2 separate regions of the Homo sapiens genome follow, and region 2 is linked to region 1. Evidence: read pairs that join two places in POLR2A ChIA-PET (ENCODE). Cell type or tissue: GM12878. All regions are shown on one strand. Links, peaks and the distances in the headings refer to the core of each region. The heading gives the core; the rest is flanking DNA.

What was found. ChIA-PET counts read pairs that join two places held together with the same protein. Peaks named below come from ENCODE experiments on the same cell type or tissue, not always from the same donor. Only the 100,000 strongest peaks of a DNase experiment are listed, where the experiment ranks them.
Region 2: POLR2A ChIA-PET joins it to region 1 with 8 read pairs; 2 of 35 experiments call an interaction of 5 or more read pairs at or near these places.

What each region holds. Positions count from the first base shown.
Region 1 is chr6:132,486,394-132,503,334 of GRCh38, forward strand. All of the region lies in intron 2 of STX7 (syntaxin 7), which reads right to left. Among named protein-coding and RNA genes, the nearest start is that of STX7, 18 kb to the right of the region's middle. RefSeq lists enhancers at 4,344-4,583, 12,697-12,906. In GM12878, for the core only: no CTCF peak of the experiment used is centred there; DNase peaks (open chromatin) are centred at 8,828, 9,338 and 12,478; H3K4me3 peaks cover 4,047 bases; H3K27ac peaks cover 6,645 bases.
Region 2 is chr6:131,654,683-131,671,623 of GRCh38, forward strand. It overlaps ENPP3 (ectonucleotide pyrophosphatase/phosphodiesterase 3), which reads left to right. Exons shown (of 25, transcript NM_005021.5): 6 at 3,641-3,738; 7 at 16,566-16,645. Among named protein-coding and RNA genes, the nearest start is that of ENPP3, 26 kb to the left of the region's middle. In GM12878, for the core only: no CTCF peak of the experiment used is centred there; no DNase peak of the experiment used is centred there; H3K27me3 peaks cover 125 bases.

The DNA.
Region 1 (16,941 bases), core at 5,467-13,466:
TACTGAGAATTTTTGTTAGGAATGGAAGTAGAATTTGTCAAATGCTTTTTCTGCATCTATTGAGATGATTATATAGGTTTTCTTTTTAAGTTTGTTAACATAATGAACAATATTTATTGCTCTTTCAGTATTAAACCAACCCTGAATTCCTGGGATATACTCCACTTGTTACATCCTTTTAAAATATTGGTGATTTGATTAGTTAAATTTTGTTTAAATTTTCTGCATTTATGTCATGAGATGAAATGGATGTGTAGTGTTTTTTTCTGGGTTTTTTTTTTTTTTTTTTGAGACAGAGTCTTGCTCTGTCATGCCCAGCCTGGAGTGCAGTGGCGTGACCTCAGCTTACTGGAACCTCCTGCTGCCAGTTCAAGCGATTCTCCTGCCTCAGTCTCCCAAGTAGCTGGGATTACAGGTGCCCGCCACCATGCCCAGCTAATTTTTTGTACTTTTAGTAGAGACAGAGTTTCACCATATTGGCCAGGCTTGTCTTGAACTCCCGACATCAGGTGATTCGCCAGCCTCAGCCTCCCAAAGTGCTGGGATTACAGGCATGAACCACTGCACCCAGCCTAGTAGTGTTCTCTTCTTTTACTGTCTTTATCTGGTTTCAATATAAGGATTATGCTGACCTGCTAAAACGAATTCTTCAATTTTTTGGAACAGTTTGTGTACAATTAGTTAAATATTTGATAGATTACATTAGTGAAGATATTTGAGTCTGGTTCTTTGTGAGAAGGTTTTAAGTTGTAATTTCAATTTCTTGATATAGAGCTAGGCAGGTTACTGACTTCTTTTTGAGTGAACTTTGATAATTTGTGTCTATCAAGGAATTTATCCATTTCATCTAAGATGTCAACTTTATTGTCATAAAGTTGTTTATAATACTCTCTTAATTGCAGCCATAAAAAAAATGAGTTCATGTCCTTTGCAGGGATATGGATGAAGCTGGAAACCATCACTTTCAGCAAACTAACACAGGAACAGAAAAGCAAATACTGCATGTTCTCACTCATAAGTGGGAGTTGAACAATGAGAACACATGGACACAGGGAGGGGAACATCACACACCAGGGCCTGTCAGGGGATGAGGGGCAGGGGAGGGAGAGCATTAGGACAAATACCTAATGCATGTGGGACTTAAAACCTAGATGATGGGTTAGTAGGTGCAGCAAACCACCATGGCACATGTATACCTATGTAACAACCCTGCACGTTCTGCACATGTATCCCAGAGCTTAAAGTGAAATAAATAAAATAAAAACCATTTCAAAGGAAAAAACCTTTAAATATATGATAGATTCTGTAATGTACAGAATATATGTAAATATGTATAGATTTTTACATATAAAATATGTAGAATTTATAATATATCATCTCTCTCATTCCTGATATTAGTAATTTGTTTCTTCTATTTTTTTCATGTTCAGTCTGGTTAGATGTTTATCAGTTCTATTGATCTCAAAGAAATAGCTTTTGGTTTCATTGATTTTTTTTCTCCCTTCGATTTCCACTATGATTTGTATTTCCTTTGTTCTGCTGACTTTGCAATTTCGGTTGTTTTTTCTAAATTTCTTAGGGTGAAAACTGACGTCATGATTTGAGACCTGTCTTCTTTTCTAATACAGGTGTTTAGTGCTCCCTTAAGTACTGAGTTAATACCATCCAACAAATTCTGATATGTGATGCTTTCATTTACGTTCAGTTCAGAATATTTTCCAATTCCTCTTTTTGGCTTTCTCTTTGATCCATAGCTTATTTGAAATGTGTTTGGTTTTCAAACATTAGGGGATTTTCCAGGGATCTTTCTGTTACTGAGTTCTAATTTAATTTCACTGTAGTCAAGGAATATTATCTTGTATGACTTGAATCTTTTAAAGTTTGTTGAAACTCTTGATTAATGACAGGAATAGAGTCTATCTTAATAAATGTTCTGGGTGCACTTGAGAAAAACGTGTGTTCTGCTGTTGTTGAATAGACTGTTCTATAAGTGGCTGTCACCATCAAGGTGATTAGTACTTTGAATCTTCTGTATCCTGATTTTGTATCTACTTGTTTTATCAATTATTCAGAGAAGGGTACCGAAAGCCATAATTGTGGCTTTGTCTATTTTCCTTGCAGTTTTGTCAGTGTTTGCTCCATGTATTTTAAAACTGTCTTATGAGGGAGTTCTCAGTTTTTTTTAAGTGTTCAGCTTCTTATTTACATTTCTTGACTATCTAATGTGAACCATACTTGAGTGCTAATACTTAATAATCTATGATATAATTATAAGAATTGTAGAGATGATAAATATCAATTGACAAAAGATAGTTATAGCCCGTAATTGGGAGGGAGGAGTCAGCTACTATGTGCCAGTGACATGTATCTAGCAGTTGCATATAAGTGACATATTTAAAACAGGACTAGAAAAAAAATCTAAATATTGAAAGAAACAAACTCTGTTTTAGACTCCAATCTTTCCTCGTCTATCAAACCCTCTAGCTTTGTTAGAGGGTGGTTTGGAGTGTTAAACAAAGTGATATAGGCCAGGCGCAGTGGCTCGTGCCTGTAATCCCAGCACTTTGGGAGGCCAAGGTAAGCAGATCACTTGAGGCCAGGAGTTCGAGACCAACCTGGCCAACATGGCGAAAACCCATCTCTTCTAAAGATACAAAAATTAGCCAAGTATGGTGGCACACCCCTGTAGTCCAAGCTACTCGAGAGGCTGAAGCACAAGAATAGCTTGAACCCAGAGGAAGAGGTTGCAGTGAGCCAAGATTGTGCCACTGCACTCCAGCCTGGGCAACAGAGTGGGACTCTGTCTTAAAAAAAAAAAAAAAAAAAAAAAAAGGATGATATATATGTAAACATTTTAGAAATGGCATAGATCTTTGTAAGAATAAAAGTACAAGATGTTATTACTAATAAGTCTTGTACAATTAGAGTTAGGATCCAGGTTCGTTATAGGGTACAATGTGTAGAGAAAAATGTATCATTAGAAATACCCATGTCTATCTATTTTTCAAGAAAAACCAAGAAAAGTGTATTAAAATTCTAAAAAGTGTATCACAAGTAGAAAAACTTCCTGGAGAATGTGAAGGATGGCTACTAAAATAATTCTGGCTTTTCCCCTCTAGCACTAGTATATCTCATGCTCTGTCTTATGACCTGAAGAGAACACTTGTCTTCTTTGTGAGCAAAAGCACTGATCCAAACTGCAGAGACGAGAAAGTGTGGGAAGGGAGATGGAGAAGGATCTTCTAAAGGATGAGTCTCGAGGCTGGAAGCTCAATGGAGAGCATCCACCCGCAAGGCCCAACTACACTGGCTTCCTGTGCTCCCCTTCCCAGCACAGAATATCTGAAGGCATAGCCCGCTTCCACAAAGCAATCTCAAATTTACAACACACTTAATTTTCACTTTGTCATTGGTTCTCTTCCCGGATACTTTAAAGGTAGAAAGGCATAAAGGTCAAATCAGTGGAAATTTGGGGGCATTTTAAAGCTATTGTAGATTAATAAAGGGTTAAATCTGAGGGCACAGTTCTTAAAAATAAAGTACAAAAACAAGTCATCTAAAATTGTATGTAAACAATAATTTGGACTTCTAGATGGCTGGAACATTACAAGCTGGGTCTTTTAGCAAATTTATTCATCCTAACATTTTTCACATGGATCTGCTCAGTTTACCTGCTCTGAGGTAGTCTGGAATCAGAAGCAACAACGGTTCCATAACAATGTGATTTGTGTAAGAAGCAAACAGGAAAGGACTGGGCAGTGGTGAGGCCTTGCGCCTTGCAATTCCCCAACCCCGCTGACACATCTTTTGCCCATCATGATGAGCTTCCTTCCTGTCATCCACTCGAGGGCCCAATAATTCTCCTACTGCTCCAAAAGCAGCTGAATTGTTGTCACGAGTTCCCCTCTAGTTTACAGGCAGTGATTCCCAAACCTTTTACTTCAGTCATTTCTGATCAGTTCTAACTGCCAACACATGCTGGCAGCTGTTTCTAAAACACTGAAAATCGATTTCTGCTTCTTATAGAAACACGGTAGAAGCATGTTTCTGAATATTCCTCCTTCTTCCCTCCTCAAGGCATATTATAGAATGGGGGAGCAGGTAGAAAACCCATAAAAATTACATTTTCAGAGAAATTAACACAAAATGTGTAAATATGACCAAATTCTCAAAAACGTGTACATACGGCCAAAAGCAACAGAAAATAGCAGGTCCTGAGCAGGAAGCCGTATGGGTGGGGCGGAGAATAACCGGGGTTGCAGAGCTCCACACTGTCACCAGCAAATCATCAGAAGAGCTGATCCCACCCAGAGTGAGAATGGGCAGAAGCAGGGCTGAGAAGCACCGGGGACTCTGCTGGAGAAGGTGGGAAAAGGAGACACGGAACAGATTCAGGAGGCCATGGGCTGCCGACCCTACTCAAAAACCAGGTGGGGAACACCTTGGAAAGAGGTGTCTGTGCATCTTGGGGCCGATGAAGTGATTGGGATGACATCAGGGATGGAGCGGGAAGCCCTCCTACACCAGGCTAGGGGCTGAGAGGCAGAGGAGGAAAGAAACAGTCCCTCAGTGCAGCACAGCACAGCACAGCACAGCACAGCACAGCACAGCACAGCACAGCACAGCACAGCAGAGAGAATAGAGCCCTTGAGCAGAGAAATGGGCACTTCCCTCTCCCTCCACAGGAATCTCCTGCCAGGAAAATCAAACTCATTCCATTGAAAAACAAAAAAAAATGGGGAGAGTAACCACACAAAAGACTATTTTAAAATGTGGAAAAGAACAGTAAAACTCCCTAAAAGAACTCACAGCAGGAGAACATGTTGCCACAAAGTGAATATGGTAAAAATTATACCCCAAAATACCCACAGGATTAAAAGAAAAAAAAAAAACTCAATGAAGTAATCACAGTTTAAAGGAAGATCACAAAAGAACTCTTAAGAGATGGCCAGATAACATGCATGCACTGACTAACTAGAGACTGAAGGAACTCAGAAAAGAAGGACAAATTCAAAAATAAAGACCCCATGACAAGAAGCACAATAACAGACAGACGCAGAACACATCAGGCCTCATGATCACCACCCACTGCAGGTTTAGTCATTTTAGGTTCCTTGGGCCGCCCCTCACTCTTCATTGGTTGTAGTTTCTGGCTCGCTGCCATTCTGTCCAACATGACTCCTATCTTAATTTTTTTGTGATTTCAATACACAGGCTGACGATCCTTCCACCATCCTGCTGGCCTCCATTCTTTGCACACGTCTCCTACTGAAATGATTCTGTCCTCCACCCTCCCTCAGCCACACACTCCAAGATCCCATCAAACACCTTCTCATTACCAGGAACTGTCACTCTTCCATAATCTTGGTTTCAGGCAATCTACTTAGAAATCACCTCCTGCATGTCCAGCTCACTCCCCTGGCCCCAACTCCAACCTGCCATCCATTGATCCTGCCACTCTGCCACATTTCCTCACCTCCAATGTCGTCACCCACTCCCTAACCAACTTAAACTCTGGAGTCAGTCCATATCCAGACTCTTGCATATATCTTAAGCCCCTCTCTCCCTTCTTAACCACTTGACAAAATCTAAAATTCTGGTTGAGTCCAACATTGCACTGCCTCTGCACCAGCACTGCACTCCTCTCCTCATAACCCTTGCTCCACCCAGAGTAAAAGTCCTTACACCAGCCTGCAAGGCCCTACCTGACCTGGTACCAACTCTCTCTCTTCCCTCCTCTCCATTCCTCTAATGGCCAGGGGTGCTTAACTCTGAGGGCCCATGGACATGCTATTTCCCCATCTAAAATACTCTTTCCCTAGATACTGTGGGACACATTCCCTTCCTTCCTTCAAATATGTGCTCAACGAGGAACTCCTCAGTATGGTCCATCCCAACTCCCCGTGCACCCTATTTATCAAATGCAAACCCCTCTCCAGCACATGCCGGTATGTTTTTGTCATTGTTTCTTTTTGTAACACTTAACATCTCCTTCTAACATATGACATAATTTACTTATTTATTTTATGTCTGTCTTCTCTCATTAAAGGTTCACTCCATAAAGGCAGGTATTTTTATTTTATTCGCTGACATAGCTTCAGCATCCAGACAGTCCCTAGCACATCACAGGTGTTTAATAAATACTCACACAGGGAATGAACATAAATGCACAAGTAACACCCTGGTACAATATACAGCATGATCCAAATACACCATGTTATATGAACCAGACTCTCCTGGGCTCAAATACCAGCTTTGCCACTTAACAGTTGTACAAACTTGAGCAAGTGACAACCACTCCAAACCTAAATTTTCTCACCTGACCAGGGTGACTGGAAGATCAAAAACAATGCACAAAAAAAGGAATAAAAGATACCTAATACAAGGCACAAAGTAAACAGTTAATTAAAAATAGTTTTAAAATACTAGCTTACATATCTTCCAGAAAGAGATTATTGAACAAAGCAGGGTATATAGGAAATACCATACAACTAAAATCACTGGGTGTACTTGGGCCACCCTGCCCCACTCTCCTCCCATGCCCAGCAGCAAGGCAGTGTACTGGGTATTCACAAATAAGCAGGCCTTGGCTGGATATCTGTTGAAGGTTTCCATGCTCCCAAGCAGGAGAACAGTCCACAGACTAGGACAGTATCTTGGTGATGTCTGTGGGCATTTTCTTTGACTTTATATGGAATAAAAGGCAAACTATCTTAAAGAAGTAGGTGGCCATACTCAATATCATTAATACGTAACTTCAAATAATGATAATGATAATGATACTATAATGAGAAAGAAGAGTAGGAAAATAAATGTACCAAGACTTGCAGAATAATATCTTGTATGACTTCTAGTTTTTTCCTAAGCAACTAATAGGCACACCAATTAACAATTGCTTTAAGAAAAAAAGTTTGGATTAAGTATAAAGGGCAATCACTGTTTGATATGGTTTGGCTGTGTCCCCACCCAAACCACATCTTGAATTGTAGCTCCCACAACTCCCACATGTTGTGAGAGGGACCCAGTGGGAGATAATTGGATCATGAGGGTGGTCATTCCTGTGCTGTTCTCATGATAGTGAATAAGTCTCATGAGATCTGATGGATTTATAAAGGGGAGCTCCCCTGCACAAGTCCTCTCTTGCCCATGGCCATGTAAGAAGTCCCCATGCTTTTCCTTCGTCTTCCGCCATGATTGTGAGGCCTCCCCAGCCATGTGGAAATGTGATCCATTACACCTCTTTTTCTTTATAAGCTACCCAGTCTCAGGTATGTCTTTATTAGCAATGTGAGAATGGACTAATACACTGTTTAATAAAAACATTGTTCAGTAATTGGTGAAAACAACAAAAAGGGATCAAAGAGATGAGGACCATAATTGCCAAAATCACTACAGGAAACCAAAACTAAATGCCAAGCTTAACTTATACTGTTCGATTCCTACTTCAGCACCAAATCAACCAAAATGTACAGAGGGACAGCCTCACAGGGCAGTTGAGTAGCCACTACACAACTAACCATGAATATGTGTAATCAAAGAGAAACTACCCTGTCATACAATTACTGAGCATAGATCATGTTGGAAAATAACTAGTCATTATTATAGAAATTCTTAAATAAATGTAGTATCAAAACATACACATGAGGATTTTTATCACATGGTCACCATGACACTTTATCTACAGAGAACTCAGAGGATTCATTTGTGGAGGCACCACAAATGGTTAGGTTCTCAGGTTTTTAAACATATACACTTAGGATAAAATGTCTGTTAATGAAGGATTAATTAAAATCATTTAATGGCATAACCACATAAAAAAGTAAGCAACCAATAACAAGAGAAAAAAAAAGTAAGCACCAAAAAACCTGTATAGTGTGATCTCAATTTCATTAAAAAATGAACGAATAAAATTATGTGTAAATACTTCTGTAGCCAAGACATGAGCCCTTTATCTCTGGGGGCCAAGGTTTTAGTAGGAAAGTAAAAAAATAAGTAAACAATAATAGTACTTTAATTTACTGATAAAAGGCAATATAAAAACAAAACAGGTTAATGAGAAAAAGAATGACTGGAGGAAGCAAAATGATAAGGCAGGGAAGACATTGCTAAACAAGTGAGCTTTGGGCCCTAAGACCTGAATGCCAGAAAGAAACCAGTTACATGTAGATCTGGGAAGATGTCTGAAGCAGAAGAGGAGCAAGTGCAAAGGCCCTGAGGTGAGGATGAGCTGACTGTTCACTAAGCAGAAAGAAGATCTACCTGGTGGAATGTGGAGCAGCAGAGCAGCACCATGGGAGAGAGTGGTAGTTGACAAGTGGGGGCAGGGATCAGATCTTGAGGATATTGTGGGGCATGGTGGGGATTTATATCTGATTATAAAAGCCACAGAATTTAACTGTTGCCTTTCAAGCTATAGGATGACATGATCTGATTTACAGTTTTACAGGTTTACCTTGGCAACTATTTGGAGAAGACGGAAAGAGGCAGGAATGGAAGTGAGGAGAACAATTTGGAGACTGCAGTCATCCAAAGAAATAGCAGCAGCTTGAGCATATGTGGTAATGGCAGAGATGGAGAGACACAGACAGATCTGACCGGTAGAACCACTAAGATTTACACTTAGATTAAACAGAGGGAGTGAAGACACCCATTACTATGGTTTGGGGTTGGAACCAAGGGTAAGAAAGTTCATGTTCAGGGCAGAAGCATATGTATGGTTCACAGATAGGAGAGTGAGGGATAAAGCTCCTTGAAGCATCTTGGAGCCACATCTTAAAGATTTAGTTCATAAAACAAAGAATTCACTCATATCCGGCCATAAACACCATGTTCAGTCATAAAGGAAAAGTCACTGAAGAGAAGAAAAGTTGTCACACTCTGTTAAAATTTCCTTGGACAAGATAGCAACTTTCACATCTATCTCTGTTTTATGTTAGCACCTTAGGCATGAAGAAAATCACAATGAAATAAAAACTACTGAAGTTTTTCTCCTCTAAGTGGGGGAAAAAACCATCCAACCACATTTTCAGATGTGCAATCTTAGACATAAATATTTCAAACAGCATTTTAGGAGGAGGGAAGCAACAATTTTTCAACTCTTTTTCCTTTAATAAACTGCCTTCCCATCCCACCAACAGATTACCCCAGAAAAAAAGGAAACATTCTTAATTCCTGAGTAAATATATGGTTCCAGTAAATTCATTAATTTCTCAGGACTGGAGCTCCTTTTTTAAAAAAATATTTGCCCTGGCACCAAAAAAAAAAGTGATAATATTAGCTTCCCTTTTGTGCAGTCATGTGTTAAAATGCAAAAACAAGTGTCCCCTTCACCAGACCCTAACTAATTAAAAGAACTGTGATCATTCTAAAAGTAACAAAAGGGCTCACACTTTTACATAGACTTTTAATTTCATCTCAAAGAACCTTATGGGGACAGGAGCCATGCACCAATTCTTAATAAACAATTTTGAAAAGTATACTTGCAGCATAGGAAGCTAATTATAACACAGAGAAACCAAAAACATCTGTTTCGATTTTAAACTAAAGTCTATGCTGAACTAATACCTTTAATCTGTAGGAGAGATGATTAAAAATGAAACAAGTGAAGATTCAACAAAAATATTTTTCAGTCACCTTCTCTTAGCACTTAAAAGCTTACGTTCATACTTTATGTGCCCCTAGAAGGTTCTGTCTTTCCAAATTTTCTGGAAAAAACACACATCCACAAGCCCATGTGATACATGATGCATATTTTAGCAGAAACTTCTATACTCATAAATTCTGATGAGTAGATTTTATGTTTCCAATATATCTGTTTTATTCACTTTCCAACTTTAGCCACACTACATCTTCCTCTTTCAGGTTATTATTTTAAAAAAAAATACTCAAATGCGAGAATTCACATTAGCACTAGTGGAAAGGCTTACTATGTTATTTAGGAGTTAGGGAAATTTTTATCTCAAGGACTGTGTTTCATAGCTATTCTCATTTCTATTCACCAATTTCCTTCAATACAAAATTTTGTTAATTCTGACAGGATACAAACCTCTGTGCCCCAGCTTTCCCATCTCCTAACACTTAAAAATAATACATAAGCCTTGGTGGAACTCTAGCTAGTCTTGAGTGTGATGGCTTCTTCAATTATGGGATTTTATGAGCATGCATTATGGATTCAGATATGGCAATCAGCCTCTTAACAAAACATAGAATAATCTTGTACCTGTTAGAAGAGTTTCGGGACTCTTAAAAAACTTTGGTTAGAATTATTGCCTGTTAAAGTTTGAAGAGACCATAACCTAGCCCACAGAAAATACACATGAGAAAACCATGTCTTGGAAGGTTCGAGAGCTTACTCAAGGTCACACCGCTATTTGGATCTGATTTCAGGAAATGTACATGCAATCACATACAGCTTGCTTGATTAGAAATGTTTCCGATTATCTCATTGATTTCTTTAGCTCAGCTACACTCTAAAAACTCTGATTCTAATCAGAGAATTGCAAAGTAAATCATGAGAAACCTATGACTAAAATGAATAAAAAGCTGTAAACATCAAATGTTGACAAGGACTTTGAGCAGCACAAACTCTGATACACTGGCTGTACTCATATCTGGTACAACCACTTTAGGACACTGTTTAGCTGTTATCCACAAAAGCTGAACATAAACATATCCTATGAGCCAGTAACCCAATTCCTTCACATACATGCACCAAAAGAACATATAAGAATGTTCTGGGAAGCATTGTTCATCCTAGCAAAAAATAAAAACAAAATCAAAAACTGGAAACACTACAACCAGTAGAAAGAATAAATAAATTGTAGTATGTTTAAATATGGAATACTATACAGTAACGAAAACAAATGACCTGCAGCTGCATGGATGAATCCCACAAACATAATGAAAGAAGCCCAACATAAAATAATTCTATTTGATTATTGATTCTATTAGATTAAAAAAAGGAAAATTAATCAATGATGTTAACAAAGTCAGGACACTGGTTATCTCCGAAGGGCATGAAGGGGTGTAAGCACAAGAAGGTTTTAGGGGACTAAGGAATGTTCTATTTCTTGACATTTGTGGTAATACAATAGAAAATTCATTCAGCTATACACAAATAATTTGTCTAGTACTCAATGTATACATTATACTTCCATTTTTAAAAAGTCTGAAAAAGCAAGCCTGTGTTTACTTATGTGATGTATTTTGATATATTGATTCTGCTGCTTTTAAAAACATGAGTTTCTCTGTGTGTTCTCAAGACATTTTTCTATGTTGTTTGTGTTTGGGCAAGGATGAATGGCCCTTGTGAAAATGCCTACTCTGGTTTACCTATATGATAGGTACCTTATACTTATAAACCCACAAAGGCTTGCTTATCCTTATACTATACATCACAGCTAGGAGTATGTCTGACAGAAAATATGGAGAAATGATAGAAGGTAAACAGGCATAGATGTTGCTAATAAAAATGTCACTTTTGAACATCTCAATCCAAAGTTTGAAAACTAAATCTAAGCCTTTCTAAGAGGCATGGTGATCTTCTAGACCTGTGATAACAAACGATTTTGTTTGCCTGCCAACTCCAGTCTACTGGGAATGGTTGCCTGGAGCCTTGGGTTGAAAAAGACTGGATGGCATGCTAGGCCAGCAACAGAGAATACTGTCTATGCCATGGGTAAAAGATGGAGCATGGGTGGCACAAGGGCCTTGTTGACTGTTACGGAGTCAACGCTTTCTCTCATAGGATACAAATATTTTCTTAATCATTTTAAACTGTCTACAGAGCCTGTAATAAAGTCATAGTTTGTTATAACTATTTACCAGTTTTATTATTTTAATATAATTAAATTTCTAATTTATTTTACATGTAAGCATTTACAATATTTAAATATTTTATGCTTAATATAAATTATATCATTATAATATGGTTTAAATGCTTTACTGGTGAAACAAATTCAAAAGACTGCAGATGGTCTTAAACCAAAAAAATGGTTTAAAAATATTTTTGACTGCCATTTTCCTTTTTTGGGGGTATAAACTAAACCATAAAACTTAATATTTTATAAGTGTTTATTTCATCAAAACTAATGTGAAAATAAACTTTCCCACTGCAACACTCAAGAAGACTTTAGCTTTAGTTTAACAGATGCTCATATTCTAATTACAGGTTACCTTACTTACAGCATCTTCTCTTTAGGTTTCTTTTGTAAAATCAGATAATTGTACTGACACAATTTCAAAAGTTGCAAATGTAGTGTGAAGAGAACCTAAATGTGGTGCAAAGTATCATTTTATTCAATCGCACCCAGTATTATTAGCATTACCAAATGGGGAAAAAAGTGAACTGAAATTTCACACTTCTGCCTTTCACTTCCACGTGATTTCTGCATAGCCCTTATCAGTACACATACTTGACAGTAGTTAGATTTTTAACAATACTTTATCTAATCTAAACTCCCCTTCATTTAGACATTGAATCTCAGAATTAGAAAAAGTACAGTGATGACTGGTTTCACTAAATTCATGGCCCCAAATCTTAAATGTATACTCAACACATTTGCTAAACCCCCTTCTTTCCCGCCCATTCTCTATCTGATGACCTTGCTTCCCATTTCATTTAAGAACAGACCCACTCAAACAGGAAATCTCCCATGTTTGCCCACCATGTTTCCATCTGTACCACACGTAGCCTCACCTCTATACGGTGGATGAAATGTGAACTTGCTAGTGGTCCATTCCCATGCCCTCACTTTCAAAACATTTCCTTTGCAATTATACGCTTACCAGAATTTCTCTGTTGCAGTGTAAAATGGAACCCTTTCTTTGATCCTCTTTCTACTTTCATAGCAGAGTCTGCTAGTTGCCTACTAAATATTGATTCTCTCATCCTTCTTTCTCAAATAGAATAATCCCCAATTTTAGTGAGCACACTGAAATCCTGCTAAGATGTTTTCAGCCTCTCTGGCAGCTAGGTGTAGCCACCTGATCAATGACATAAGCAGAGATGAGGAGAAAATCTGGAAAGTCTCTTTAAAATGGAAAGAGTGGGTGCTTCTCCTTCCCTTCCTCCATCTACACTTGCAATATGGCTATGAGAATGTTCTTTTCAAAGTCACCAGTTTACCAAATCCAATTATCTGCTTTTATCTTAGTCTCTCAGCAGCATTAGGGAGAGATAATGCCTCACTCATTCTTGAAACATTCTTTAATTTCTAGAAATCTACCACATCTTGATTTTTATCTTACCTCACAGGTCACTCCTTAGATTCTTCATGCTACCTTCCTGATTTCCACATTTTTTAATGTTCCAGGCCTCTTCTCTTTCCTCACTCTTACGTGATTACTTTACACCTATGGTTTTAAATACCATTTATACTCTGAGGACACTCTGACTTCCAAATTCCTGTATCTAAAGTAGATGTTTGATATCTCCACTTAGATATCTAAATGATATCTCAAAATATACTTAGTCAAAACAAAACTCTCCCCTACTTGTCCTGAACTGTAGTCCCTCCCGTTTCAGTACACACTTGCCACCACCTAGTCGGTTGCTCAATGCAAAAACTATGGAGTCATCTTTAACTCCTTCCTTCCTCTACCATCCCTACCCACATGCATCAGCAAGTCCCGCTGGCTCTACCTCCAAAACACACTCATTGCTTCTCTCCATCCCCACTGCCATCACCCTGGTGCAAGCCAGCATCCGAGCTCTCCCCAGACCTCTGTGATGACCAGCATACCTCCCTGCTATTCCCTCAATGTCTATTTTCTAAGCAGCAGCCAAAGTAATTTTTTCACAGTGTAGATCTGATTATGTCTCTCCTCTGCTTAAATGCCTCCAGTGATTTCCACTGCCTCTTAAAATGAAATCTAAACTTCCTGAACCACCTGCAAGGCCCCAGCTGACCCGCCAGACCCCTCTGGTTTCATCTCCTGGCACTCTTGCCCCAGATGCTGTGCTTCAGCCACACTAGCTTTTTCCCTTTTCCCTATTTTCTGAGTATTTCAAGCCCAGGTCTGCTTTTGAATTTTTAATGCTAGTTATTCCTTCTGTCTGAAATGCCCTTTCTCTGAATCTTCTCACTACCAGTCCCTCCTCATCCTCATTCAAAGACCATCTAAAGTAAAGGTAGCTTCCCCAGTCACTTGCTCTCACCTCACTTTCACTATATTTTCTTTACAGAAAGTTAAGTTGCTCATTATTTCTCCTTACTACACTGTAAACTACAATGAGAGCAGGACCTTATAGATTGTTTACTGCTACATTCCTACAGTTTGGAACAGTATCTAGCAAGTACTATGTATCCCAAAAATTATTTGTTGAATGAATCACAATAGAATATCAAAATTAAAACCCTCTTAGTCTGAACCATTATTCCTATGTTTAAAATTCTTATTAATAAGTCTGAGAAATATCTGACCATCCTTTTTCTGGTCACTGATAAGGAATCTCATTCCTCCTGAGGGAGGCAATTCTACCTTAACAACTTGGATTATTCAAAAGCCCTTCCTCCTTCTCAAGGTGAAATCTGACTACCTGTAGCTTCCGTACATTTGTGGAGGCCCCTATGTTCATGCAGGACATATGGCTTCTGTTTCACATATGACAGTGATTCAAACATCTGCAGATGGTGACTGTACCTTCACCTGCATGAACAGTCCCTGTCTTTTTTTTTTTTTTGAAATGGAGTTTTGCTCTTGTTGCCCAGGCTGGAGTTCAATGGCGTGATCACTGCAACCTCCGCCTCCCAGGTTCAAGCGATTCCCCTGCCTCTGCCTCCCAAGTAGCTGGGATTACAGGCATATGCCACAACAGGCCCAGCTAATTTTGTATTTTTAGTAGAGACAGGGTTTCTCCATGTTGGTCAGGCTGGTCTCGAACTCCTGACCTCCCGTGATCTGCCTGCCTCGGCCTCCCAAAGTGCTGGGATTACAGGTGTGAGCCACCATGCCCTGCCAACAGTCCCAGTCTTCTTAACAGCTCTTCACATAGACTGTGGAGTATCATAGCCAGACCTTCACATGATCCAATACTGCCCCGGATGTACTCGCACACTTAGCTACCAACCTGCCATAAATATTCAACTCTGGCCCAATCTGTCACTTCTCATCCTCTGGATCAACTGATCTCTTTCTTAGGGAACATGGCCTGATTTAAGTCAACTCTTTTCTCCTTCCAGTTCATGTTCACACACAATCTTCAATCCATGTATCTTTCATACTACCTACTGCTTGCTACTTCTACAATCTCAGTACAGGACAGTCATTCCTCATCCTCAATTCCTAACACTGTTTAGCTTTCCCAACACAGGATGCTTATCCTCTTCTTTGGAGAAAGGCCTCTTGGCCTCCTTTCTTGCATAAAGGTCCTAATTTTCCACATATGTAATTAGAATTATAAACTTCCTTAATTTTTGCACAGGTAGCCAGATACACTTGGGGCAGACCAGTGCTATTTCTAACCAGCAGCAAGGGAGCCATTAAAAAAAAAAAAGAAAAGGAAAGAGGCTCTTCTGTGGCCACCATCAGAACAGATCTGATGCCAGAGGAGCAAAGCAGAGCCAACGCCGGTGGCCTGTGACAAACTGCAGCAGTTCTCAATGTACCATTCCTACAGTCCCTGCTGTGGACAACGTGGTGCCTGGCACTGTGCACTTCCTTGTTCTTCCAGAAATAGGTAAAAAACCCAGAAATCACCCCAAATCAGAATAAGGGTTATTTTATACCACTGTGCACAGCAGCACCTTTTTAGAGTCTAGTTTTATTCTCTTTGCTCCTAAAACACACTAGCATCTCATTTAAATAATTCAGGTAGAGGAACAGCTGTTGAGGAGTTAATGATTAGATAAAGAAACAGAGTATGGTCATTTGAAAACACTATTTCTGCAATGTGTTAACATTCTGTTAAAAAGAATAGCCTTGTAAGGAACTAGGCTGAAGAATAAAACTATATTAACATACTCCGAAGGATGAAAGAGTTCAGGTAATGCCCCGAGGGCCAAACCCTGAGAGCAAGACTAGAATCACCCAAGGTATCTGATTAACCATAATTTACAAACAAAAAAAAGTAAAAAAAAATAAAAAAATAAAAACCTATCCACTCAAATCTGCTATAATGATTTTTTTAATACATATCCTGACGATGAATACTTCCGAATGAAGTGCCACACTGCATCAGTCTACTGGTAATCTATCTCTGACAAGTATAGCAAAGAATAATTTGGCCGGGCGCGGTGGCTCACGCCTGTAATCCCAGCACTTTAGGAGGCTGAGGCGGGAGGATCACGAAGTCAGGAGATCGAGACCATCCTGGCTAACACGGTGAAACCCCGTCTCTACTAAAAATACAAAAAATTAGCCGGGCGTGGTGGCGGGCGCCTGTAGTCCCAGCTACTGGGGAGGCTGAGGCAGGAGAATGGTGTGAACCTGGGAGGCGGAGCTTGCAGTGAGCCAAGATCGTACCACTGCACTCCAGCCTGGGCGACAGAGTGAGGCTGTCTCTAAAAAAAAAAAAGAATATGTGGGGAATGCAGGTCTGATTTTCTAAAATACCTTCCTCAATAGATTAAAACGTCCTCTCCTTAGTTCCTCTTGCTCCTTAATAAGGTACCACATACTTGCCCATCATAAGATTAACCTAATCCATATCCAGTCAGATTTTATTTTTAATAAACTTTATGTTCCTTAAGCCCTTGGTAGTGCTACCTGGTTCCAAACCTATGAGACTGAGTCATCAGGTCTCATCATCTCATCTAGAACCAGATAGCTTTAAAGCAGATATAAGAATCCATTATCCTTTTAAATCTTTATTTTATTTAATGAAATAATGTATTATGTGCCTGGCCCTGACTTCCTATAGAAAAATGCAGTAAGTGTTATCTCAAATATAATTCTCTTGCATTCATTCTAAAGAGTTCGAGCCCTTTAAAACCTGTTGTT
Region 2 (16,941 bases), core at 3,350-11,349, 830 kb before region 1:
TCCTGCCATCTTGGCCTCCCAAAGTGCTGGGATTACAGGCAAGACCTGCTGTGTCTGGCCCAGTGGAGGCATTTTTAAATAGTGTTATTTCATTTTAAAAATGAGTATAAATAATGTGCCTGTTTTTTTCCCATGCTGCTTTGGTTTGTAGCTCAGATTCAGCTGCTCTCTTTGCACCTTGTGGGTGGAAGAGTAAAGGATTAGAATAAAATGAGAGGAGTTTGAGTCCTGATTTTGCCTGTAGGTCTTTTGCGCTAGTCACTTCTCTGAGCTTCCTCTATGAAACTGAAATAATAACAATGCCAGGGTCAGACGATTTCATGTGAGAATTAAATGACCTAAAGCGAGGGAATATGCTTGGTGAGCTATCAAACAGTAGGTTAATTTTAGTTCTAGTGTATGGTACATAGTAGGTACTCAAGAAATCGTTAATATTTTTCTAGTGAAATTTTTCTATAGTCACTTGCTTTATTAGATGAACCTGGTACTTGAATCTATTAAGGTGTGCCCATGGCCTCTTCTCATGGTTCAAATTACACAGTCAATTCATCTCTGAAAAGCATACTAATACCAGCTAACATTCATATAGTTCTTATTATTTACCAATTTGTACTTTACACAATAGTCATCTTACATGTTAGTCCTTATAAAAACCCTTTGGCTCTATTATCTCCATCCTCATTTTACAAAGAATGAAATGGAGGCAAAAGCTGTGAAATCACTTGCCCAGTGCTGCATTCCTAGTGGTTGCTGGAAGCAGGAAGCAAACCCAGGCAGTAAGGACCCAGAGTCTCTGTGGCATAACACTCCCTCAAGTCATAGGCTGAGCCCGTGATGCTGTGCAATTCATCAGAAGAACGGGTAAGGGGCTGAATAAGGGGAAGAATTGTTTGAGGCACCAAGACTCCCTCACCTGTTGATAACCGGGAGGAGAGAGACATTAGGTGAGAAGGAAGGTTTCCAGTAAAGTCTTTGTAAAGAGTCTCAACAAACCTAGATGACTAAGCCCAAATGATTAGTTAGAATGGCCTTCTCCAAACTGGCAAATCACTGTCCACCTGAGGATTTGAGAGCTGGAGCAGCATCCCAGAGAAATTACAGGACTGATTTGTCAATCTTGATGCAAGGCAAGACTAGAAAGGAACCTGGTGAGGAAAGGGGTGGTGGTGGTGGTCAGAAGGACACTGACCATTTCTTACAATCCCCTCATTCTCTTTATTCCATTGAAGTCATTCCTGCCTATACCTTCCATCCCTGCATGGAAAATGGACAATGATGATTCTGCTCACTATGAATAATAAGTGCTGCTAAAAATTTTAGTGGCTGAAGACATTACATAAAATCCTCTTGCCAGACATTTATGCTAGTGTTCTCTTTGCCTGTTTGCCTTACTATTTTGCTAGTGATCATAGTATAGTAAGGAGCTTAGACTCTTAAACCAGACAGATGTGAGCCAATAGCCTAGCTCTGCCCCTACTGGCGGGGGACACCTTGGGTAAACTACCTGATCCTGGTGAAATAATAGATCTGAGATGACAGTTCTTGGCATGTAGTGAGCTCTTACTCAAGCTTCATCACAGGCAGTAAAAATAATATGGATGCAATGTTCAAGTTTTTTAGCAATCGGAGAAATAAAAATGAAAAAAGATACAACTTTTACTCCATGAAATAGTCAATACATCATGATTTGTGTATATAAAGTCCTAGCTACCTGTCTTGTTTATGAAAGTACTGTATAAGTTAATATCTACTGTTGGGAAAGAATTGTGGCAATATTTTGGTCTCCTTTGAAAGTTTGTCGTAGGCCGGGCATGGTGGCTCACGCCTGTAATCCCAGCACTTTGGGAGGCTGAGGCAGGCAGATCACGAAGTCAGGAGATTGAGACCATCCTGGCTAACACGGTGAAACCCCGTCTCTACTAAAAATACAAAAAATTAGCCGGGTGTGGTGGCAGGTGCCTGTAGTCCCAGCTACTCGGGAGGTTGACGCAGGAGAATGGTGTGAACCTGGGAGGCGGAGCTTACAGTGAGCAGAGATCAGGCCACTGCACTCCAGCCTGGGCAACAAAGCAAGACTCCGTCTCAAAAAAAAAAAAAAAAGTTTGTTGTAAGACCAGGAAATGTGATCTTTATGAATTTATCTTTAGGAAATAATTAAGGGTGTTTTAGCTACAAGAATGTTCATGTCAGCAGAATGTAAAATGCACTCTCTAGTTAGCTTGGACAGGCAAGCTGGCCATTAAAAAAGGGGTGCATTGGATGTTTGGATTCCACTCTTGATCCCAGAGACAAGTGACCCTGTCTTTAATCTCTTCCAAGTTATTTTAATGGCATATTTATGAATATAAAGTTTTTAATCAGAGTTATGTTAATGACTTTATGAAAAAAAGAAGTATTTTCTCATGCGAATTGCAGTAGGCCACTTTAATTTCTTCATGAATTTTCTGTACACTGCAGTTCAAACGGTCCCAGTTTTCCATTTTTATTTTTAAATTGAGGTATCCTATAGTTCATACTATAGGATGAACTATGGTATGAAATGGTCCTATCTTAAGTGTATAGTATGATGCAATTTGGAAATTCACTAAGCTATGTAACTTACCAATATAGAATATTTCCACCATCCCAGAAAGATAGCTCATGTCCCTTCCCATTGCTTACTTCCCAAAGACAATCACTGTTCTGATTTCTATCATCATACATTCCTGTTTTAGAATTTTATGTAAATGGAGTTAAACCACAGGCTGTCTTAGGTCGGAAACCTAATAACTTTCCAAATTGGAAAGTACTCAAGTGCCTATGGACAGTAGAATAAGTTCTGGTTTATTCATTCACTGGAATATTAGATAGCTATGGGAATGAATGATCCATAATTACTTGCAACAATATGGAGGAATCTCAAACATAATGTCGAGTAAAAGAATTGAGACTCAACAAAATGCACACTGTATGATTTTATTTGCATATAAATGTAAGTACAAAAATAGACAAAGCTAATCTATGCTGTTGGAAATCAAGATACTGATCATCCTTGGTGGGGTGTGGTTTGGAGAATTTAGTGACCACAGGAAGCACAAGCATCCTGATAATATTCTGTTTCTTCATCTGGGTGATGACTACACAGGGAGTTCAGTTAGTGAAAATTTATCAAACTATGCTTCTGTGAAATGTGTGTGTGTATAACAGAAGTAAAATTTTAGGCCAGGCGTGGTGACTCACACCTGTAATCCCAGCACTTTGGAGGCCAAGGCGGGCGGATCACTTGAGGTCAGGAGTGGGAGACCAGCCTGGCCAACGTGGTAAAACCCTGTCTCTACTAAAATTTATCCGGTTGTGGTGGTGTACGACTGTAATCCCAGCTACTCTGAGGCTGAGGCATGAGAATCACTTGAACCCAGGAGGTGGAGGTGGCAGTGAGCTGAGATTGCTCCACTGCAGTCCAGCTTGGGTGACAGAGTAAAACTGTGTCTCAAAAAAAAAAAAAAAGAAATTAAAAAAATAAAAAATGACAGTGTCTGGCTATGGCCCAAAAGTTACCCAATTATTTTACCTTAAACACAGGTCTAAAAAAGGATTGCAATGCTTTTGAGGTAAATGTAGCTATCCAAAACAATGGACAAATTTTGTTTTCCATTTTCAGGTTTGACCTGCCACCAGTTATCTTGTTTTCTATGGATGGATTTAGAGCTGAATATTTATACACATGGGATACTTTAATGCCAAATATCAATAAACTGAGTAAGTCTTCTGTAACTAGTGGCATGCAAATGATAAAGACACCTAGTTAGTCAATCTCTAGAGGATGCAACTTTCTTTCTGACTTTTAACGCTGGTGGTTTGTCTTAGCCTAGATCCTCTCTGACTTTACCACATGGTTTCTACTTTCATTCGGAAGTATATTTTCACGCTTGCTGGCTTCTCCTACCTTTATTTTGGTGGGATGTTCAGCCTTTTGTTTGTTTATTTTGATTTGCTTTATATTTGAATGTAACTTCTGTCCTATGGAAATCTATTCATGTGTACTGCCTTGAAAGTGATGTTTGTCAGACCCAGGTTCTGGGCCTTAGCAAGGAGAATATAGCGAGAACCGGATCCTGAAGGAGCCTGGTGGGCTTAGACAGATCCAGCACCTCCCACCACTTCAGCCGATATCAAGTCCAGGATCTATTTCCAGTTCTGGAATCAAACTGCCTACAACCTGACTCTACTACTTGCTAGCTGTGAGGTCTCAGACAACTTTCCTTCACCTTTTAGTGACCCAGTCTCTTCATCTGTGAAATGGTGACTTCCCACCTGATAGTATTACTGTGAGAATGTACAGGTAGCATTCAAAAAATAGCTGTTTGATATGTGGCATACAATGGGTGGTTTTAAGTTATTGTTATAATTCTTTTATTATCAACTTTATTATAATGTTGTACTTCTGTGTTAGGACACTTGGCCTTCACACAATTTAATAAAGGTAGTAATAAAGAGAAGTTGAGGCTGGATGTGGTAGCTTATGCCTGTAATCCTAGCACTTTGGGAGGTGGAGGCTAGAGCATCCCTTGAGCTCAGGAGTTTGAGACCAGCCTGGGCAACATAGTGAGACCTCATCTCTATTTAATAATAATTTTTTTTTAAAAGAAGTTGAGTACCCAAGGATACAATGCTAAGAAGTGGCATAGTTAGTTAGAATCAGAGAGCTAACTCCAAGGCGCACACTCTTCACTGCCCTGCAATTCCTCTCTTTCTTCTCCCTCCTCCGAGGCTGTTTTATATCCCTAAAGTTCTCAAATTTTATGTCATTTTTACTGGTTTATTGTTTTTCTTTTTCTTCAAGTTATTAAAAATAGCTATTTGACTCTGGGTAAGTTGACTGACTTTTCTGGGCCTCAGTTTCCTCATTTGTAAAATGAAATGACTAGATCTGATGATTTCTACTGTTAATTCCAGCCCCAAATGCCATGGTTGTAGGAAGATAGATCACTACTTCCTGCAACTCAAGGTGCATTGTTTCTTCAGCTTCTCCCTCATTCCCTGAGGCAGATCTTTAGCAAAGAGACTGTTTTCCAAATCCAGGACCTGTCATTTTTCTGCTGAGTTATTTTGTCCTAGAAAGTTAACTAACACTTCTCAGTTTCTATCTTCTTATCTAAATTTGTCTTGATAAACTGGATATCAAATCTGGTGTCAAAAGGGAATTTGACTAGCCAGGGTGAACTGAACCTTTTCTAAAGTGAAATTCCTCGATTTGCTCATTCCATTGAGAATTAGAAATGACATCAATGAAATATTCAGCCACTAAGAGCTTTCTGCTTTTGATGTTTAAAATATTTTAAAACATTTAAAATATTTTTTAGTCATATAGACAACATCTCAATCCCCAAATGTGTGAAGCTATGATCAGCTAGGCCTACCTAGGCAAAATAGGGCTGTTAGTTTCTCAGAGGCCTGATTAAGAATAGATGTGGTAGGTAGGGGTACATATTCTCAGGACCACCTGAGGCTGTTTTGAGGGAAAATTGAAAAAGGAGAGATGTGGTTAAATAGGATTAGGATTATGTTAGTCTTGAGGTGAGGTATGTGACAGCAGGCCTTGCTATTAAGGGAGCCCAGGGCCCCATCTCTAGGGTTTCATCAAACTGCCTGAGTTGGGCCACCATGGTCATGTAAACTGAGCCTAAACAATATCACAGAGCAGTGAGTCATATTAGTGACTGTTAAGTGGACGAGGAAGTGGCTCTCTGAATCACACTCTAATGAGGCAAGAACATTGTCTTGTCTTAGTGCAGGTGGCAGCAGACAAAGAAGGGCCAGGGCCAAGATCAGGAAACTGTCAAGTGGGATAGAGGTGATTTGGCCTATTTAGAAGACAGCCTTCCTGAAAAGTTAGATGGGAATCTGTGGATCAAATAAGACTAGAAGTAGCAGGTAGACAGCAGAGATCCAGCAGGGGACATATGCAGAGTTTTAGAGATTAGAGTTTGCAAGGTTGGCATTCATGAACAGCAGAGCTCTTATACTGGCCATAGCAGATGTCATTTGCTGTCTGCTTTTTAAATTTTGTTAAGAATGCATAACATGAGATCTATCCTCTTAACAGATTTTTCAGTGTACAATGCAGTATTATTATCTATAGGCATAATGTTGTACAGCAGATCCCTAGAATTTACTTATTTTATAAAACTGAAACTTCATATCCATTGATTAACGATTCCACATTTCCCCCTTACCCAGCCCCTGGAATCCACCATCCTATTCTTTGCTTCTATGATTTTAACTATTTTAGATAACCTCATATAAGTGGAATCATACAGTATTAGCGTGTCTGTGACTAGCTTATTTCACTTAGTATGTCTTCAAGTTTCATCCATGTTATCACATGTTGCAAGATTTTCCTCTTTTATTAAGGCCAAATAATATTCCATTGTATGTATATGCCACCTTAAAAATCTATTTATCTTTTAAAGAGAAATAGATTGTTACCACATCTTGGCTCTTATGAGTAGTGCTTCAGTGAACATGGGAGTGCTAATATCTCTTTGAGATCCTGATTTCAACCCTTTTGGATACTCAAAAGTGGAATTGCTGGATCATATACTTTTATTTTTACGTTTTTGAGAAACCTCCATGCCATTTTCCATAGCAGCTATGCCGTTTTGCCTTTCTACCAACAGTGTACAAGAGTTCCAATTTCTGCATATCTTCATCAACACCTGTTTTTGGGGTTTTTTTGATACTAGATATCCTAACAGATGTGACGTGCTATCTCATTTTTAAATTTTTATTTTTAATTATTGTTATTATGTTAGAGATGAGGTCTTGCTATGTTGCCCAGGCTGGCCTCAAACTCCTGGGCTCAAGTGATCCTCCCATCTCAGCCTCCCAAAGTGCTGATTACAGGTGTGAGCCACTGTGCCCAGCCTCATTTTGGTTTGATATGCATTTTTCTGATGATTAGTGACATTGAGCATCTTTCATACACCTATTGGATATTTGTATGTCTTTAGAGATGCACAATATCTTTCTTCTTTGAAGAAATATCTATTTAGGTCATTAGCTCATTTTTTAATGAGACTATTGTATTTTTTGCTATCAAGTTGTAGAAGTTCCTTATATATTTTCGAAATTAACTTCCTATCAGATACATGGTTTGAAAGTGTTTTCCCCCATTTCATATGTTGCCTTTTCATTTTATTGATTGTTTCCTTTTCTGTGCAGAAACTTTTTGGTTTGATATAGTCCTACATGTCCATTTTTGCTTTTATTGCCTGGGCTTTTGGCATCATGTTCATGAAATCATTGCCAAGACCAATGTCATGCAGATTTTCCCGTATGTTTCCTTCTAGAAGATTTATAGTTTCAGGTCTTACTTTGAAATCTTTAATATACTTTGAGTTGATTTTTGTGTATGGTATAAGATCAGAGTTCAAGTTCATTTTTCTGCATATGGATATCCACTTTCTGACATCATTTGTTGGAGCAACTATTATTTCCCCATTGTGTATTCTTCTTGGCACCCTTTTTGAAGATCGGTTGACCATATAGGCTTGGATTTATTGATTTATTTCTGAGATCTCTATTCTTTTTTTTTTTCTGAGATAGGGTCTCACTCTGTCACCCAGGCTAGAGTGTGATGGTGTGATCTCAGCTCACTGCCACCTCTGCCTCCCAGGCTTAAGCAATCCCCTCAGCCTCCTAAGTAGTTGAGACTACAGGCACTGCATGCCACCATGACTGGCTAATTTTTGTATTTTTGTACAGATGGCATTTTGCCATGTTGTCCAGGCTGGTCTTGAACTACTGAGCTCAAGCTTGCCTTGGCCTCTCAAAGTGCTGGGATTACAGGTGTGAGCCACTGTGCCCAGCCTGGGCTCCCTATTCTTTTTCATTGGTCTATACATCTGTTTTTATGCCAGTAACATGCTGTTTTAATTACTGAAGATTTTTAATATATTTTGAAATCAGGAGCTTTGATGTCTTCAGCTTTGTTCTTTTTCAAGATTGTCGTGGTTATCTGGGGTGTTATGAATTTAATTTTTTTTCTATTTCTGTAATAAATGTCATTGGGGTTTTGATAAAGATTACATTGAATCTATAGATTGTTTTGGGTAATAGGAACATTTTAACAATATTAAGTCTTCCAGTCCATGAACATGAGGTGTCTTTCCATTTGTTTATACGTCTTCCTTAACTTCTTTTCCCAATATTTTATAGTTTTCATATACAAGTCTTTCACTTTCTTAGTTAAATTTATTTCTAAGAATTTCATTATTTTCAATGTTTAGAAATGAGATTGAATAGTTAATTATTAGTACATAGAAATGCAACTGATTTTTGTATGTTGATTTTGTATCCTGCAATTTTACTGCATTTATTAGTTCTAAATAAATTTATTTAGAGCTTTCAGTATATTTAGAGCTTCAGTAGATAGTATCATGTCTTCTGAAAATAGGGACAGGTTTACTTCTTTCTTTCCTATGTGGTTGCCTTTTTTTTTTTTCTTGCCTAATTGCTCAGGCTAGAAGAGTGGACAGTCTTGCTTTGTTACTGATCTTAGGTGGAAAAATTTTCACCATTGAATAGGATGTTAGCTGTAGACTTTTCATATAATCTTTATTATGTTGAAGTATTTTTTTTCTATAGCTATGTGCCACATAACAACATTTCAATCAACAACAGACTGCATATATAATGGCGGTCCCATACATTATAATGGAGTTGAGAAATTCCCATCACCAGCTGGGCATGGTTGCTTATATCTGCAATCCTAGCACTTCAGAAGGCCAAGGAAGGAGGATTGCTTGAGCCAAGGAATTCAAGATCAGCCTGAGCAACAAAGTGAAACCCTGTCTCTACCAAAAAAAAAAAAAAAAAAAAGTAGCTAAGCACAATGGGGTGTGCCAGTAGTCCCAGCTACTCAAGAGACTGAGGCAGAAGGATCCCTTGAGCCTAGGAGTTCAAGGTTGCAGTAAGCTATGATCACACCACTGCACTCCATCCTGGGTAACAGAGCGAGTTCTTGTCTCAAAAAAAAAAAAAAATCCTATCACCTAGTGATGTCATAGAAATTATAATGTCATAGTGCAATGCATTATTCATATTTTTGTGGTGATGCTGGTGAAGACAAACCTACTGCACTGCCAGTCATAAAATAGTACACATATTTATGTACATTACATCATACTTGATAATGATAATAAATGACTGTTACTGGTTTATGTATTTACTATACTATACTCTTTTCAAAAGAGATGGGGTCTTGCTATGTTGCCCAGGCTGGCTCAAACTCCTGGGCTCAGGCGATCCTCCCACCTTGGCCTTCCAAAGTGCCTTCCAAAGTGCTTGGCCACTGTGCCAAGCTTATACTATACTTATACTTTGTACATTATTTTAGAGTGTACTACTACTTATTTAAAAATGTTAACTATAAAACAGCCTCAGGCAGGTTTTTCAGGAGGTATTTCAGAAGAAGGTACTGTTATCATAGAAGATGACAGCTCTATGCATATTATTGCCCCTGAAGACCTTTCAGTAGGGCAAGAGGTGGAGGTAGAAGACAGTGATGTTGATGATCTTGACCCCATGTAGGTGTGGGCTAATGTGTGAGTTTGTATCTTAGTTTTTGACAGAAACATTTAAAAAGTAAAAACAAAAAATTAAAAAACAAAAGCTTATAGAATAAAGATATAAAGAAAATATTTTTTACAACTGTGCAATGTGTTTGTGTTTTAAACTCAGTGTTATTACAAGAGAGTCAAAGAGTTAAAAAAATTAAAAGTTATTAAAGTAGAAAAGTTACAGTAAGCTAAGGTTAATTGATTATTGAAAAAAATACATTTTTGTAAGTTTAGTGTATCCTAAGTGTACAGTGTTTATCAAGTCTATAGTAGTTTACAGTAGTGTCCTAGATTTTCACATTCACTCACCACTCACTCACTGACTTACTCAGAGCAACTTCCAGGCTTGCAATCATGATAAGTGGTCTGTATTATATCATATTTTCACTGTACATTTTCTATATTTAGATAGATAGGGATAAATATACAATTACCACTGTGTTACAATTGCTTACAGTATTGAATAGGATAACATGCTGTACAGATTTGTACAATAGACTTTACTATATAGCCTAGGTGCACAGTAGGCTTTACCATCTAGGTTTGCTTAAGTACACCATATTATGTTTGCACAATGATGGAATTGTCTAACAACACATTTCTAGGAATGTATCCCTGTCTTTAAGCAATGCGTGACTGACTGTATTCCTAGTTTGTTGAGAGCTTTTATCATGAAAGGGTGTTGAATTTTATCAAATGCTCTTTCTGCTTCTATTGAAATGATCATGTAATTTTTATCCCTCATTCTGTTAATGCTATATATCACATTAATTGATTTTCATGTGTTGAACCATCCTTGCACCCCAGGGATAAATCCCACATGATCATGGTGTATAATCTTTTCATTGTGTTGTTGAATTTGGTTTGCTAGTATTTTGTTGAATATTTTTGCATCTATTTTCATCAGGAATATTAACCTGAAATTATATTTTATTGTGATATCTGTGTAGCTTTTATATTAGGGTAATGCTAGCCTTATTCATTTGAAAGCATTCTCTTGGTCTTCAGTTTTTTGGAAGAGTTTGAGAAGAATTGGCATTAGTTCTTCAAATTTTTGGTAAAGAAATTGTCAGTGAAGCCATCTGGTCCTGGTCTTTTTCTTGGGAGGATTTTAATTATTGATTCAATCTCCTTACTGTTTATAGATTTATTCGGACTTTCTATTTATTTAAGATTCAGTCTTGGTACATTGTATGTTTCTATGAATTTATCCATTTCTAGTAGGTTATTCAGTTTGTTGGCATATAATTATTCATAGTATTCTCTTAAGAACCTTTTATATCTGCAGTATCAATTGTAATGTCTCCTCTTTCTGATTTTATTTATTTGAGTTTTCTCTCTTTTTCTTGGTCTAGTTAAAAGTATGTCAATTTTGTTTATCTTTTCGAAGAACCAACTCTTAGTTTCATTGATTTATTCTATTGTTTCTCCATTCTCTATTTCATTTCTTCTTGCATCTTTTCTTTTTTCTGCTAAACTTGGATTTAGTTTGTTCCTTTTTCTGTTCCTTAAGGTGCAAAATTAAATTGTTTATTTGAAATTGTTCTTCTTTCTTAATGTAGGCATTTATTACTATAACTTCCATCTTAGAGCTGCTTTTGCTGCATTCCATTTTCATGTTCGTTCATTTTGTTTCAAGATATTTTCTAATTTCTCCTTTGATTTCTTCTTTGACCCATTGGTTGTTCAAAAGTGTGTTACATAATTTCTACATTATTTGTAAATTTTTCAGTTTTCCCTGTAATATAGATTTCTAGTGTTATTCCATTGTAGTTGGAGAAAATACTTGGTATGATCCCAATTTTTTAAATATGTTAAGACTTGTTCTGTGATCTAATATGTGATCTATCCTGGAGAATGTTCCATGCATACTTGAGAAAAACATGTTGTGTTGGGTTTAATGTTCTGTAAGGGTTCTGCTTTAAAAAAAAAACCTGCTGATAGTTTTATAGGGCTTCTCTTGTATATTGTGAGTTGCTTTTATTTTGCTGCTTTGAAAATTCATTGTCTTTGACTTTTGACATTTGATTATAATATGTCTTAGTGTGGATTTCTTTAGGTTCATCTTATTTAGAATCCTTCAAGCTTCCTGGATCTGGTTGCCCATTTTTCCTCCCTAGATTTGGGAGTTTTTAGCCATTATTTCTTTCTATAAACTTTCTGGTTCTTTCTCTTTTTCTTCTCCGGAAAACCCCATCATGCATATATTAATCCACATGTTGGTGTCCCACAGTTCTCTTAATCTTTCATCACTTCTTTCCATTCTTTTTTCTTTTTGCTCCTTTGCCTGAATAATTTTTAAAGGCCTGAGTTTGCCTCTCTTTGTTGAAATTCTCACTTTATTCATGCATTGTTCTCATCACCTCAACGAGCATCTTTATGACAGTTGTTTTGAAATGTCTGTTAGGAAAATTGTATCTCTGCTTCATTCAGGTCAATTCCTGAAGATTTATCTTGTTCCTTTGCTTTGAACATATTTCCCCATTTACTCATTTTCCTTTACTCTCTGTGTTGACATCTGCACGTTGGACAAAACAGTCACCTTTCTCAGTTTTCATGGACCGGCCTCGTATAGGAGAAACCCTCGCCAGTTGGCCTGATCAGCGATTCTGGAGGCCCCTTAAACCTTCATGCTAGTCCAGCCTTGTTTCTTTGTTGTTAGGGGCCCCAAGTGTCTAGAGTATGCTAGGTCCCATTGGTGTTCCAAGATGAGTGAAACTTATCTTGGAAGGAAGCCAGCTCCTTGGGCAGTCACCAGAGAATTTGGATCATTAGATGTCTTGTCCAATTCTTTCTCTCCCCAGAGAAAAGTTGGGGTCTGGATTTTGTTTTGTTTTGGTCGTGGGGCTTTTTTTTTCTTCTTTATTTTGCTTTTTTTCTCTGTGCTGTGCCAGGGAGAGGGACTATGGTGACTAATATGCTACATCAAACCGGTGTGTTTTTTTCTCACTGGCCCCCAGGTGACTAGAGTATGCTAGGTTCCATTAGCGCTCCAATACAGACAAGACAGAAAAAGCCAGTCCTTTGGGCAGTCCCTGGTAAAGTTGGGGCATTGGACACTTAGTGCAACTCTTCCTCCCCTGGGAGAAGCTGGGAGTTGGGGTTATTGCCTGATTTCTCTGTGCTGAGCCAAGAGCAGAAGCTGTGGTGAGTGCCTGTGTGCTCGTTAGAATCTCCTCTTTGTTCTTTGTAGCACACAGGGGACTAATAGATGTTGGGTCTCATCTCTTCTAACTCAAGTGAGTTAGAAGCCAATTTCTCAGATAGCACCTGGAAAAATTGGAGTGTTAGATGTGTGGTCCAATTTTTTCCCCCTTGGGGAGAAACTAAAAGTTGAGAGTTCTCTCCTGATCATATAGCATCGTTCTGGGAATGGGTATTATGTCAAAGAAACAGTTCTGCTTTTCCTACTGGTTTCGATGTAACTGGTGTTATACTTGCCTGGTAAGCAGGAGCCTCTCAAGTAGTTTCTGGGTTTCTCACAAAGGGAATTGATTTATGTGTGGCTATTGAATGATTGTGTCTGCTGTGGGAAGAGTCGTCCAAGATTTCCTATTCTGTTATCTTGGTAACATCACTCCTCTTTGCTCTCTTTTGACCCTTCTTCTTTATGTGCCAAGGGATTGAATGCATACTTGCAACTCTGGGAAGACTGAAGCCCCTGCAGAGCTTATTATTCTTTATTTTTTTTGAGTGCTAGAAATGATACAGGCCAACATTATGGCTAATCTTTCTACAAGGTTATTCTACTAAGTTACATATAAAATGAAAGTACCTATTTTCAGCCTGTGAATACTGGTAAACAGTTTGCTATGTTTTCCATTTGTACAGATATCTTAATAATATTTCATTATGCCAGTCTTATAAGAATTTCATAAGGACTACATTGTAGTTTTTTTTTGAGTCGGAGTCTCGCTCTGCGTTTTTTTTTTTTTTTTTTTTTTTTGAGATGGAGTCTTGCTCTGTCGCCGAGGCTGGAGCACAGTGGCACGATCTCAGCTCACTGTAACCTCCGCTTCTCGGGTTCCAGTGATTCTCCTGTCTCGCCCCCCCCTGAGGATCTGGGATTACAGGCACGCGCCACTGCACTGGGCTAATTTTTGTATTTTTATTAGAGCCAGGGTTTCACCATGTTGGCCAGGCTGGTCTTGAACTCCTGACCTCAGGAGATCCGTCCGCCTCAGCCTCCCAAAATCCTGGGATTACAGACGTGAGCACCGTGCCCGGCCTACATTGCAGTTTTGATCTGTACATTCTCTGGTTGCTTTACCTACTCACCTGTTTAGACCTTTGCTGCTTCTTATAGTTCCTAGTTACTATAAACCTAGTTGCATAGGCTTATCTCATTTATATTTTCAGATTATTTTGTTTAGTACTTTATTTTTTTAATTGTTTTTTTAGAAGTAAAATACACACGTAAACATTTTAAGGCAATATTCGAGGGTATAAGTAAAAATAAATGAACAAAACATCTTTCCTGGTCTTCCTACTTTTCCTTTGCAAAAGCAACTGCTCATTGGTTTATTGCGTGTCTTTCCAGTAGTCTGTTCAAGTATAACTTAAATTATTCATATTTGGAAGAAACCATGGTAGAAGACTGTGCTTTCTGTAGACTTTCTTCAGTAGCTGTGGTTCAAGGGCAGGTAATACAAAACGGTAGCTTGGGTCTATAGTCAGCAGATGTGTCTTGTTTATGACATATAACTAGGACGGTGCCATGCTTTTACAATACCGGTAGCTTAATTTGCATTTTATTTTATCCTCTAGCTTTACCCATTTAAGAATTTGAGTCTGCCACCCGTTTCAAGGATATTAAAGCAGAAACTGACTTTATGTATCTGTTCATTGTATGAATTTTTTCCCACTTAAATTATTTTAATTGTGTAAGTGGACTAGATCTTATTTTATTTTCTTGTTATATGACTTCTTAACAATATTAAATGTCTTTCCTTAATTGAGATCAAGATTTACTTATTGGTGGTATTGATTAAATAAGAAAAATAAAGGTTATTTTAATCTTATGTTTTATAAATTAAGTCCTGGAGCAGTTCTCAAACTTAAATACATTAGGATGACCTGGGCTGCTTGTTAAGAATGTAAATTTTTAGCCAGGCACAGGGGCTTACATCTATAATCCCAGCACTTTGGGAGGGTGAGGCAGGTGGATCACTTGAGGCAAGGAGATCGAGACAAGCCTGGCTAACATAACAAAACTCCATCTCTACTAAAAAATACAAAAATTACCTGGGCGTGGTGGCAGGCACCTGTAGTCCCAGCTACTCGGGAGGCTGAACTCAGGAGGCAGAAGTTGCAGTGAGCCGAGATCACGCCACTGCACTCTAGCCTGGGTGACAGAGCGAGACTCCATCTCAAAAAAAAAAAAAAAAAAAAAAAAGAAAGAAAGAAGGAAAAGTAGATTTTTTTTGAACTCCCTTTCCTTCTCCTACCTTCCAATCCCCATCAGAGAATCCTATGTAGTGGACTTGATATGGGGCCCTAGAAGTTTCTGAAGGAGGAAATTCCTGAATCAGAGGCTGGGAAGGAGACCAACCCCATGTCTATTTGAGAAAACACTCATTGTGTTCAGCAGCAAAGCCTGTGACTTTTTGGATGACAATTAATTTCATGTTTTGTTTTGACTTAAAGAGAATTGATAACGGTGAAGCTTTATTTTAGAAGTAGAGGCAACACAATTTTGCTGTGGAAAATTTCTTGTACTTCACTGCTGCAGAGGAAATAGCAATGTGCCCTAGTGGTTCTGACCTCTTTAAACAGGGTTATTGCACAGATTGAAAACAACAGAACAATGAAGCTAAATTGCTGTCATACTTTGTGAAACACAGATCACAGGAAACTTCCCTGGTCTAATGGAAACTGTACTAAAAGTAAGAAGCAGTAAAGTTAGCTTAATTTGTAAACAGTACTACATGACATGGGCTTATGCAGTTACACAAGTGAAATCCTTTTTCATTTGTCTAGACAGTAGTGTTGACTTTTGTTATATTAGATACTTTACATGTAAGAACTATCAGCTAGATGCCAATGCTATATAAAGCAAACAAACTGGCAGTGTATAATATAGAGTACATTTAGCTCAGGGGTCAACAGGCTGTGGCCCATAGGCCAAAACTGGTTCACTCTACTCGTTTGTGTATGGCCTGCCATATATACTGAGAATTGTTTTACTTATTTTAAAAATTATTTATTTATTTATTTATTTATTTGAAACAGGGTTTCATTCTGTCACCCAGGCTGAAGTGCAGTGGTGCGATGACAGCTCACTGCCGTCTCCATCTCCTGAGCTCAAACAATCCTCCCACCTCAGCCTCCCGAGTAGCTAGGACTACACAGGTGCATGCCACCATGCCCAGCTAATTTTTAATTTTTATACAGAAATGGGGTTTCATTGTGTTGCTCAGGTTGGCCTCAAACTCTTGAGCTCAAGTGATCTGCCGTCTCAGCCTCCCAAAGTGCTGAGATTACAGGTGTGAGCCTCTGGGCCTAGTCTGTTTTACATTTTTAAATGGTTGGAAGAAAGTAAGAATATTTTATGACACGTAAAAATTACCTGAAATGCAAATTTCAATGTCCATAAAGAAAGTTTTATTGGAACATGACCATATTCATTTGTTTATTTATTGTCTATGGATGCTTTGGGGCCTCAATGGCAGAGTGGAGGTGTTTCAACAAAGACCATATAGCTTTGCAAAGCCCAACATGTGTATCACTGGCTCTTCCAGAAAAAAATCTATACACCTTGATTTAGCTCACTCCTCTCCTAAAAGACTGACATTCCCTGGAATGGAGGAAGCTTAGAGACCAGAATTTCAACCTCTTTCCATCTTTAATCCACTTTTTAGTTTGTTTTTTATTTTTCTGAGAGACTTTCATGTTCAGATTTTTAGTTATCCAAAAAACTGAAGAAGAAACAACTTCCTAATTTCTCACCATATTCTGTTGCAGAAACATGTGGAATTCATTCAAAATACATGAGAGCTATGTATCCTACCAAAACCTTCCCAAATCATTACACCATTGTCACGGTAAGTGCTTGACCCAGTGGTAAGACAGGCCAAAGACCAGAACTGACCACATAAACAGACATGTTTGGGCAGGAACTGACCGAGTTCTGTGACTTACCCTTCTGAAGCACATGGGGGGATAGTTCATGGCTGAATTCAGGCTGTGAAGGAATGGCTCAATATGAGGCCAGTCCAGGGCTGTGAGGAATGAACTATGAATAAGTGTCCAGCATTAGGTTAATTCACCTGTGTCGAGCCAAAAACAGACCCTTTGATGTGAGAAATACCATTTTCCTCTGATCTTTCGATTGCCCTTT